2 separate regions of the Homo sapiens genome follow, and region 1 is linked to region 2. Evidence: chromatin loops called from intact Hi-C (ENCODE). Cell type or tissue: dorsolateral prefrontal cortex. All regions are shown on one strand. Region 1 has its middle 35 kb from the start of COX8C. Region 2 holds the start of UNC79 (unc-79 subunit of NALCN channel complex).

What was found. Hi-C counts contacts between places; a loop is a spot of excess contacts. Peaks named below come from ENCODE experiments on the same cell type or tissue, not always from the same donor. Only the 100,000 strongest peaks of a DNase experiment are listed, where the experiment ranks them.
Region 1: it touches region 2 in a loop (2.5-fold over the local background); 1 of 110 quality-filtered maps calls a loop at or near these places.

The regions. Positions count from the first base shown.
Region 1 is chr14:93,379,409-93,384,408 of GRCh38, reverse strand. It overlaps a transcript of UNC79 not described here. Among named protein-coding and RNA genes, the nearest start is that of COX8C, 35 kb to the right of the region's middle. In dorsolateral prefrontal cortex, no CTCF peak of the experiment used is centred here; no DNase peak of the experiment used is centred here; H3K4me3 peaks cover 279 bases; H3K27ac peaks cover 1,124 bases.
Region 2 is chr14:93,428,548-93,433,547 of GRCh38, reverse strand. It overlaps UNC79 (unc-79 subunit of NALCN channel complex), which reads right to left and starts at 2,609. Exons shown (of 52, transcript NM_001395159.1): 1 at 2,497-2,609. The coding sequence starts at 2,518. In dorsolateral prefrontal cortex, no CTCF peak of the experiment used is centred here; DNase peaks (open chromatin) are centred at 2,097, 2,407 and 2,877; H3K4me3 peaks cover 3,902 bases; H3K27ac peaks cover 1,889 bases.

The sequences.
Region 1 (5,000 bases), 49 kb after region 2:
TATCTCACCCCAGTTAAAATGGCTTCTATCCAAAAGTTAGACAATAACAAATGCTGGAGAGGATGTGGAGAAAAGGGAACCCTTGTACACTGTTGGTGGGAATGTAAATTAGTACAACCACTATGGAGAACAGTTTGGAGGTTCCTCAAAAAACTAAAAACAGAGCTACCATTTGATCCAGCAATCCCACTCCTTAGGTATATACCCAAAAGAAAGGAAACAAGTAAATCTAAGAGATATCTGCACTCCCATGTTATTGCAGCACTATTCATAAGATCCATTTGGAAGCAACCTAAGGGTCCATCAACAGATGAGAGATTGTATTAGTCCATTTTCATGCTGCTGATAAATGCATACCCAAGACTGGGCAATTTACAAAAGAAAGAGGTTTATTGGACTTACAGTTCCACATGGCTGGGGAGGCCTCACAATCATGGCAGAAGGTAAAAGGCAAGGAGGAGCAAGTCACATCTTACATGGATGGTGGCAGACAGAGTTTGTGCAGGGAAACTCATGTTTTTTGAAACCATCAGATCTCATGAGACTCATTCACTATCATGAGAACAGCACAGGAAGGACCCAGCCCCGTAATTCAATCACCTCCCACTGAGTTCCTCCCATGACACATGGGAATTGTGCGTGTTACAATTCTAGATGAGATTTCGGTGGGGACACAGGTGTGAGCCACCGTGCCCAGCCTAAGTTTTTTTTAAGTACTTGCCACAGCCAACCCAGCCTTCTGCAACCACCACCCTGATTAGTCAGCAGTCATCAACATCAAGGCAACACCAGCAGAGAGTACACCTTGCTGTAGGTTCATATGATCATTCATATTATTTAGCAATAAAGTATTTTTAAATTAAGATATGCATATTGTTTTTTAGACATAATGCTATTGTGCAGTTAACAGACTATCGCATAGCGTAAACCTACCTTTCATATGTACTGGAAAGCCAAAAAATGTATGTGACTCATTTTATTGCTATATTTGCTTTATTGCAAGGGTCTGGAATGGAACCCACAATACCTTCAGGGTATGCCTGTAGATTATTAGACAACATTTTTTCTACTTGTCTTCCCTACCCACCCATAACCATTTTCTTCAACAACCCCAGCTCCCACTTCTCCCCATCTTCTTCTGAAGAAAGAAAATGAAAACTACACTTCAGGTGCAAAGTAGGCCATGGTGAATGCTAAGCTGAGAATGAACCCACAATCTCTCTCACAAAATTATATGACCATGAGAAAGACCCAAAACGGTCCCAGTATATGAAAGTTAATTCCTCTAAGACGTCTTTCAAGACCAGTTCAAATGACACACCCTCCATAAAGGAAGAGGTTCTACTTGATTTTCTATCCCAGCTAAATATTCTTTCTTTAGCCTTTCAGATAATAAGCCATTTTATTCCCATTCTTTTATAATATTTATCATATTCTATCTTAAATTCTAAAATAAAACTGGGAGATTAGACATTCTACCTTGTCTAGTCTGCTATTTTATTTTAGGTTAGTGACAGACTTTTTGTATCCTCATGGAGTGTAAAGTATTTTGGTACATGCATTAGATCAATCAGTATTTAATATTGATGCGGCAGTGGTAACTCTTCTTACTAACTGATGAGGAGGAAGATAAAATGGATGGAATCTGGAATCAGAACACATGGATTCCAGAACCGACTCTACCACTCACTAAATATGGACCTTGGGCAAGTCATTTAACCTCTCAGAGCCTCAATTTCTTCATCTGCATCTGCATCTGTCTTACTCATTTTTATATCTTCAGGTGCTGGGCACCAAGAAGGTACTCATTAAATACTGAGTAAATGAATAAAAAAATTATGCAAAAATAGTATGCAAACTATTAACGATTGGCATGCAATTTATTAAGCCCTATTTTGTAGGGACTATACATATATTCCTGAGGAAGGGAAGGAATATAATAATAATCTTCCTCTGGAATATATACACAGTCCTTTCTGCCATGTAAGGTAACATCTTGACATCTTGACAGGTCCTGAAGATTCAGACCTGGACATCTTTGGGGAGTGGGAAGGCAAGCATGATTTTGTCTACCACATACTCTTACACATTCAGAATAAGAAAATAGTGTTCTTTTCTTCTCAAAGCTGCTCTGAAGTTCATTTTTAAAACCAAGGCATGGAACAGGGTGGGTGGAAATATCTCAGGCAATTTGCAGCCTCCTGAGATATGTGGGTTACACTTGGCCAGTAATAAATCTCCCCATCAGAGGCACATCTATTACATACCTTGTATTATTAGGAACCAGAAGATAAATAGATACAGATACAGACACTGAATTCTGAATTCGGAAATTAATAATATGTCCAGTTCAGGGAATTTTTAAAATATCTTAACTTCATTTAAAGTTTCTCCTTTCCTCCAGAAAGGCAGCATGGTTGGTCTTTTTAGTTTCCAGCTTAGCTTGTCTATTCCTCCTCCCTTACTAGTTCACACTTGGCTTTCCTAAGACTGAAAGCTTGAGGGAGGGCCAGGCTGATAAGAGTCAAGGTGAAAGAAAGGTCTTATTTGACTCATACTCTTTTGTAAATCTACCTCTAAAGCTCTCTGACCATGGCAAGTGTTTAAAGCTGACACTTCCTCTAGAGGACACTTTTGTCTTTCTTTGAAGTTCATACACCAGCAGTTCCCGTGACACATGCAAATATATCTCTTCTGGAATGTTCTCCTAGCATTCTACTCTTAGGAATCTGGGAGTATACCTCCTCTTCTTCCCACTGAAGTATTCTCAACTCTCTAGATGATGTTTTTAGGCAGACTCTTAAGACAATCCCATCTGTCTCTTCCTCTTGCTCCAGAAGCCCTCATCTGGCCTACCAGTAGCACGCTTCTTGAGCACTATTGGTGGGAATGTTGCTATTTTCCAAACCCAGCTCACTCTTCATCAAAAGCCCTGACAGGGCAGCTCCAGACACAGCCTGTCATCCTCTGGATGATTCAGCTGCATGAACCCCAAACCCTAGGACACATACATGAAGCTCCATGAGTGATTCCATTAAAGTTCCTCTCACTAGCCTTTAAATGAGGGAAAAGCACCCACACTCCTTCTGGGGGGAGTCACAACCCCAACATCCGTCATCAGATAATCCCATGATATTCCTAACAATACCTCTGGGCTTCTCTAATTTCTTTTATAGGCTAGAAGTAGTTCGTCAGCTAAAGATTACAAAACCAGCTTCCCTTTCAAATCTGCTTCATGATCTTCCATCTCACTTTAGAACTGGAACTAGTTAGTACCTTTATCTTGGGGTCTGGGCCAAAACTGAGGCAACATAATCAAACCATAACATTCCATTCCATGTATTTGTTTTTACAAAATTAATGTATTTCCTCTACTAAGAATAAAATTCCATATGGGACACATCCGTTTTGTTTATCACTGACTATCTAAAGCACTCAATAAATACTTACTAAATGACTGACAAATACTAACAAATCAGCAAAACTCCCTGGCTCTCAAAAACTCAGAAACTATATTAATTTCATACATTTGTATGCTATTTTCAGATTCCTCCAGAATATCTCTGCAGTGTGGCTATATATTACAATTTTGGCAAAAACATGAGTATAAGAGTCACCAGAAAAATCTATACACTGAATATAAAGTAAAACATTAAACAAGCATCTTTCATTCAATCCAACAAATATTGATTGAGTACCTTCTATATACCACAGACCACGCCAGGTACTAGTGTACAGTGATGAACAAAACAGCCAACATCTGGCCTTCATGGAGCTTATAGTCTAACAGGGGATGCACACAAACAAAGCTCTTACTGCAAAAGTTCAATTTCACATAAATATGGTGAAGAATATGCATAGGGTGTACTCATAGAAAATAAAAGAAGGAAGCAAGGAGACCACCTTAGAGTGGTCAAAGGGGATTTCTCCAAGCAAATGACATTTAAACTGAGACCTGAAGATAAGCAGTAGCCCTGTAGGATGTGGGAGGGGAGTGGAGAAGTCTCCCCGAGCAAAGGCTCTGACATGACCCTTAATCTGGGGAGGAAAGTGGGATGGGAAATGGGGGAAGGCAGTCTTCATACTTTTTACTACATATATGATCTTCATTTTTTACAACAAACATATATTAATGTGTCATTTTATAATGAAAAAATGTTTACTCTGACTTTGGAATTGAATATTATATCTTGGTTCAAATTTTTCCTGAACCTGGAGATAGAAAAATGTCATCCTCCCCCTCCTACTCTACCCATCCCACCAATAAGGAGAGCAAATCTGACATATGCATCTACTACGTGCCAGCTTCCTTACTTATGTTGTGTCTTTAATCCTCAGATCAACCCTGTGAAGTTAAATTGAGGAAGAGAGAAGTGAAGTAATTTTCCCAGACTCACAATACTATGAGGTGGCAGAGCTGGGACTGAAATTCTGGTCTGTACAAACTCTTGCTCATGAAATTTAAAATGCAAAGTGACATCAATATTTGAGAAGCCCTGAATCCAATGGGAAGTCTAATATCTTGCAAATTTTTTTATTATTTTTATTTTATTTCAATAGCTTTTGGGGAACAGATGGGTTTTGGTTACATGGAAAAGTTCTTTAGTAGTGATTTCTGAGATTTTGGTGCACCCGTCACCCAAGCAGTGTACACTGTACCCAATGTGTAGTCTTTTATCCCTCACCCCCCTCCCACCCTCCCCCTGCAGTCCCCAAAGTCCATTATATCATTCTTATTGCATTCAGGTTTCCAAAATGTACTTCTGCAAATTAGAATCCCAAGCAGCCACAACAATTGGTTTAATGGGTGATTTTAAATATGAATTGTATATTAAGGTAGGTAGAAATCATAGTGAAGAAATCTTGCAGTTTATTAAAGTCTGAAATATACCAAACGAGGTGTATGATAAATGTCTGCAGGATGTAAGGTGATACTTGGGCTTAAAGTCATGAAACCTTTAATATTTATGGCCAACTACAGAAATCTCCCTAATTTGCCA
Region 2 (5,000 bases):
TCCCTGACCTTTCCTTCTCTTGCTCCTTACACGTAGCTAAACTTCTACCAAGTCCAAGGATAAAATGCTGCCAATCTGCGTTCTTTTTATAAAAAGTATTTGTCCTTCATGAACATCAACTATGCAGCCTATTGTGTTTTTGCTTTATTTTCAGGTACATAACATACACGAAAATGTCAATCCACTCATGTTAGTGCATATTAACAGAAAAAGAAAAGAGATTCCTTAATTACCTTCATTCTAAATACAGATATCTAAAAACATCCATAGCATCCTTAACCTTTCCACAGCCTACTCCCATTTACCTCCTTTGCCCTCCAAACCCTTAAGACTAAAGCAAAGATAGCTCCTACTACAATTCCTTACTTTAAAGATGGAAACTCTGAGGCACAAAACTATTAAGTTAATTGCCCCGTGTCTCACAATTAATCAGAAGGACATACAAAGCTCAAGTCCACATGTTCTAGCTCCAGATATGGTGTCCTTTTCATCCTCTACAGATGAAAAAAATCTGTTTCACTAACACGTCTAAAATAGCTACTTAAGTCCACTAATTGCTCTACAGAATCAAGTCCATAGATAGATTTTATTCATTGCCCAGGAAAGAGACAAGACAAAGCATCCAGTCCATTTCAAAATGTAACAAGGAAGAGAAAACACAGGAAGAGGACAGTAATACTCACTGGCTTTAGCCTGAAATTACTTACGTAATATGTAACTACACAATCAAATGACAGGTGGTGTTTTTTCCTTTAAAAACCATACTATAATAAAACCACTTGGCTTTATTATAATATCAGGATGTGATATTCTCAAGTGGGAGGTTCTACATGGACTCAAACTATGTTACCATTCCTCAAAACAGAATGCACCCAATTTTTTTCAAAAACCTCTGTAAAAGCAAAACTTAATTTTGAATGTAGATTTAACTTTCAGAAACATGCAAAAAAAATCACAAGAGAGCTTCCTAACTATTTAGAGGAGATGGACTATTTAAAAGTGGGCAATGCTTGTCATTATCATAGCCATCATTTATTGAGTACATTCTATGTGCTAGGCTCATTACTAAACCTTTTATATGTATTCTCTCATTCCCCACAACAACCCCATCAGCATGATTAGCCCAGGTTTACAGATGAGGAAATAAAGTTCAGAGAGGTCAATTATCTTGCCCAAGGTCAAACAGTAGCAAAACTAAGATTGAAACTCAGATCTTCCGGATTCCAAAAAAACATAAAGAAGTAAAAGCACTGGGTGGTAGGTGGGCATGCACAATTTCTAATGAACCATCAATCTGAGAATTCTATAAGCCTTCAGTTTATTTAATTTATCTGGTGAATAAATGACATACTGCATTTTATCATATATAAGATATTGCCCTCAAATAATGAGACTACTGTTTTGTGTGTCTCAAAAACCGGCTTTAGTAGCCATTCCAAAGAAGAATTACAAAGACTTTTAAGTAGTGACAGCATTATCCATATAACGTGTACTGCTTTGGAAGAAAGGAGTCAATCTAGGTGAATAAGTTCTGGTATATTGTTAAAAATTCAAACTTACTGCTTAATAAAAACGTCTTTTATTTACAATCTGAAGTTTAAGCTCCTGAATCCCTCAAGCCCTCAAGTGTACTCGGAAAAAGGCTTCACATTGATCAACCTACCAAGCACACACCGAAGGCCTACTAGTGCGCACTGCAATAAGACAGACTATGGGAACCATATTAGAAACTTACTCCATCCACAAGGAGTTAGCAGGTTGCTTCCAACCACGCACACAGTCAGTCATTACTGGGACAACCAAAATCCTCCGGTGCTATGGGCTGCCCTACAAAGGAAGCCTGCTCTTTGGAACAATAATTAGATCAATTAGGTCATTTTCCCAGAGCTCCTTTCACTTTCTTGTAAGCACCGCATGGTTGTGGTTGGTTTTGACATTGGTGTTGGCATTAGTGAGTTAATTTTCCTCTTGCCTGGCTCCCTGCTCCCTCCCCCTTCTCTCCCTTCTTGCCTCTTCCACCCGAAGTGGAAACTGCAGACTCAAACTCCCCTATGGCTCCAGCACCAAGAACTGGGCATGCTCAGAAGGCCAGGCAGGCTTTGGTTGCAACTGACAGTTCCCCGCCCCTGATTTGCCGCTACCCCCCTTCCCCCACTCCAACAAGAGATACTGAAATGTTTATCTGAAAGATACGAGGCCTCTTTTTCCCGAGAATGACCCCATTTTAATTTCATTTCGCAGGGTCTCTGAGTCTTGAGAAACCCCCGCTGGAGCCCGAGGAAGACCGTATTATTTTTCAGCACCGGGGACAGCGCCGCGCTGCCATTAACGTCCACCCTCCCCCACCTTCTCTCTCCGCCACCCCCCACCCGCCCCAACCTCAGCCCCCACCCCCGCACCAGCACAATGCCAAGGTCTCCCAGCAGCCGCAAACGCCGCAGCTGCAATAGCTCCCAGCCGAGGCCGGGCCGGAATGCCGGGCCGGCTGCTACTTACACTGCTCCGCTTTGGTGGACATGGTGCTGTCCAGTTGGAAAGGCTTTGCCCCAAAATCTGTGTCGTGTGAGCTCCCTCGCTCCGCCAGCGATGTTGCGAGGAAAAGAGTGCATACCCCCCACCCCCCACCCCCTCGCTTTCCCCCTCCCTTAGGCCCGTGTCGCTACCATTCGGACAAAACGCACATCAAATTGCAGAATTCGGTCCCGGAAGGTTAGGAAATCGCCCCCGGAGAAATGGGTGGGATTTAATAGGCGGCCAAAGGCTTCCTGTCCGTCCCCTCCTGGAGCTGCCCGCGTTGATGTGGGCGGGGAGACCGAAAGGAGAGAGCAGGCTGCGGCTCCTGGTGAAATGGGAAAATGGGCTCGACCGGGGGAGGAGTATTTCCATTCATAAGGCGCACGGAGGGGACGGGTGTTTCCCAGAGAAAAGCCTCTTAAAGCGCCGGAGTCCCCGACCATTTGGATCTCCCATTGGCGTTCTCCGGGCCTGTAAATCCTGCTCCCGGAGCAGCCCCCGGAGCCTCAGCAGGGTGACCAGAGAGGGACCCAGGTGCGTCCCACGCTTCGTCTCAACCTCGGGGAGGAAGGAGAGGGAGGCGGATCCGGGGCGGGCTGGAGCGCCGGGGCCGGAGGGCGCGAGGATGTTCCTGAGGACCGCGAGGAAGAAAATGCAGGAGGAACCCTCAGCATGGCTTCCCTGTGCGCTGCGGTCCCTGCCCTCGCCTCCCCTCTGCGATGGGCTCTCCTGCTGATGATTGGGGATGGGAGGTCCCACTGCCAGGGGGCTGTGACAAGACTTTAGAAGTTGGGGCTGAAGGAAGGAGGAGATGTCCACGGATGGTGAAGCTGGAAGGGCCACAGAAAAGGAAGATGAAAGACTGAAGACAGGAAGACCCCAGGTGTGCTCCCTTGCAGCCATCCCAGCTGGACAGGGACACATTAGGAAGCCCCTCGACTGGAAAACCGAAGGCAGCGGGAAAGGAAGGCAATAGACGAGGGCATCGTGCATATTAATAGGAAGATATCCAAAGAATCCACTACAGAATGGAGAGACACTTGGAGTCGGGAAGAACCAGATTCAAGACCCACTTTTACCACTTACTCACTCAAGGACCATCTTCTAATCTCCCTACACCTCCGGTTCTTTATCTGTAAAATGGGAACATTAAAACCTTGCCCTGTCACCTGAAGAGTTACTGGGCAGATCGAATGGATGCGCAAGTCCTTGTAAACTAAAAGTACGGCACAATCCCCAACCATTATGTCCATTCTTCATTCAAATAGTTTAATTTGTTAAAGCTGAGGGGCATGGTCATAGCAGGTTAATTTAGTAAAAGTTACAGGAACAAAACGGTAAGTGTTGACAATGACTTTTAATGCTGATAAATCAATGTTTTCCACCTCAGAGAATAAAAGATCCTATTTAGGGAAAGAATTTTAAATTCTGTGTAATATATCAAACTATTCAGGTGAAATCTTGGACAATTAAGAAAAATATTATGAACAAACATCAAGGAAAGATGCTTCTGAGTAGCAAATAAAAAAATCTACAAATAACAGGGAAACTGCCCATAATGATGCACACACAGCACTCAAGTTTCATGGTATTTGCAAAAATGTTCATAAAGGGTTAGTGAATTGGCTCTTTGGGTTGCATATGTGATTGGACTCTGACATCCTGCTGATTGGCAGGTTGCTCTGGCTAATCAGCTATCATTCCATGTCATTGTTCATTCCCAAAACCACATCCCAAAGAGAAGTTCCATTTATTAGTAAAAGATAAATGATTATGTGAAGCATGATGCCAAAGAGTTCGTTCTGAGTAAAAAGAAATTGGAATCATTCTAAAGAAAATATGAATATAATGAACATTCCTGAGAAGATGACAAACACTTTGTATGACTAAAAGAAAGCTCAATGGGTTATTCAGAAAATTCTTGGAAGCCTGAGGCTTTGATAAAGAAAACAGTAATTGGAAATTAACACACATGAAAAAGAGGTGTCTTGGATAATACAGAAACAAAGGACAAAGTATGTGTTGGAAACCTATTATCCCTTTATCTGCTTAACAATCTTTCATTTGTCATCAATTAACCCTCCCGTTACTGAGTTAAGGGAGAGTATAATGGTGTTAAGTCATGGACTGAGGAGTTAGACAGCCTGGGTTTGAATTCCAGCTTTGCCTCTCATGATCTGTGTAACCTGGTGCAAGTTACTTAACTTCTCCATGCCTCGACTGCCTTACCTGAAAAATGGTCATATCATAGTCACATTAAAGGTTGTCAGGAATAAATAAGTATATATATGAGAATCTAGAACAATGACACATATGAGTGATGGCTGCTATTAGCATTACTGCTGAAACTCCTCAAATGCACCCAATCCATTCAGGTTAGTTCTGATGCTTCGGAGCCTCCAAAGCCTGATAGCACCCATATAATTGAGACTCTAATCATCAACCTAGGCACTCACAGCTTGAGCCTTCTGACATGCCCATTAACT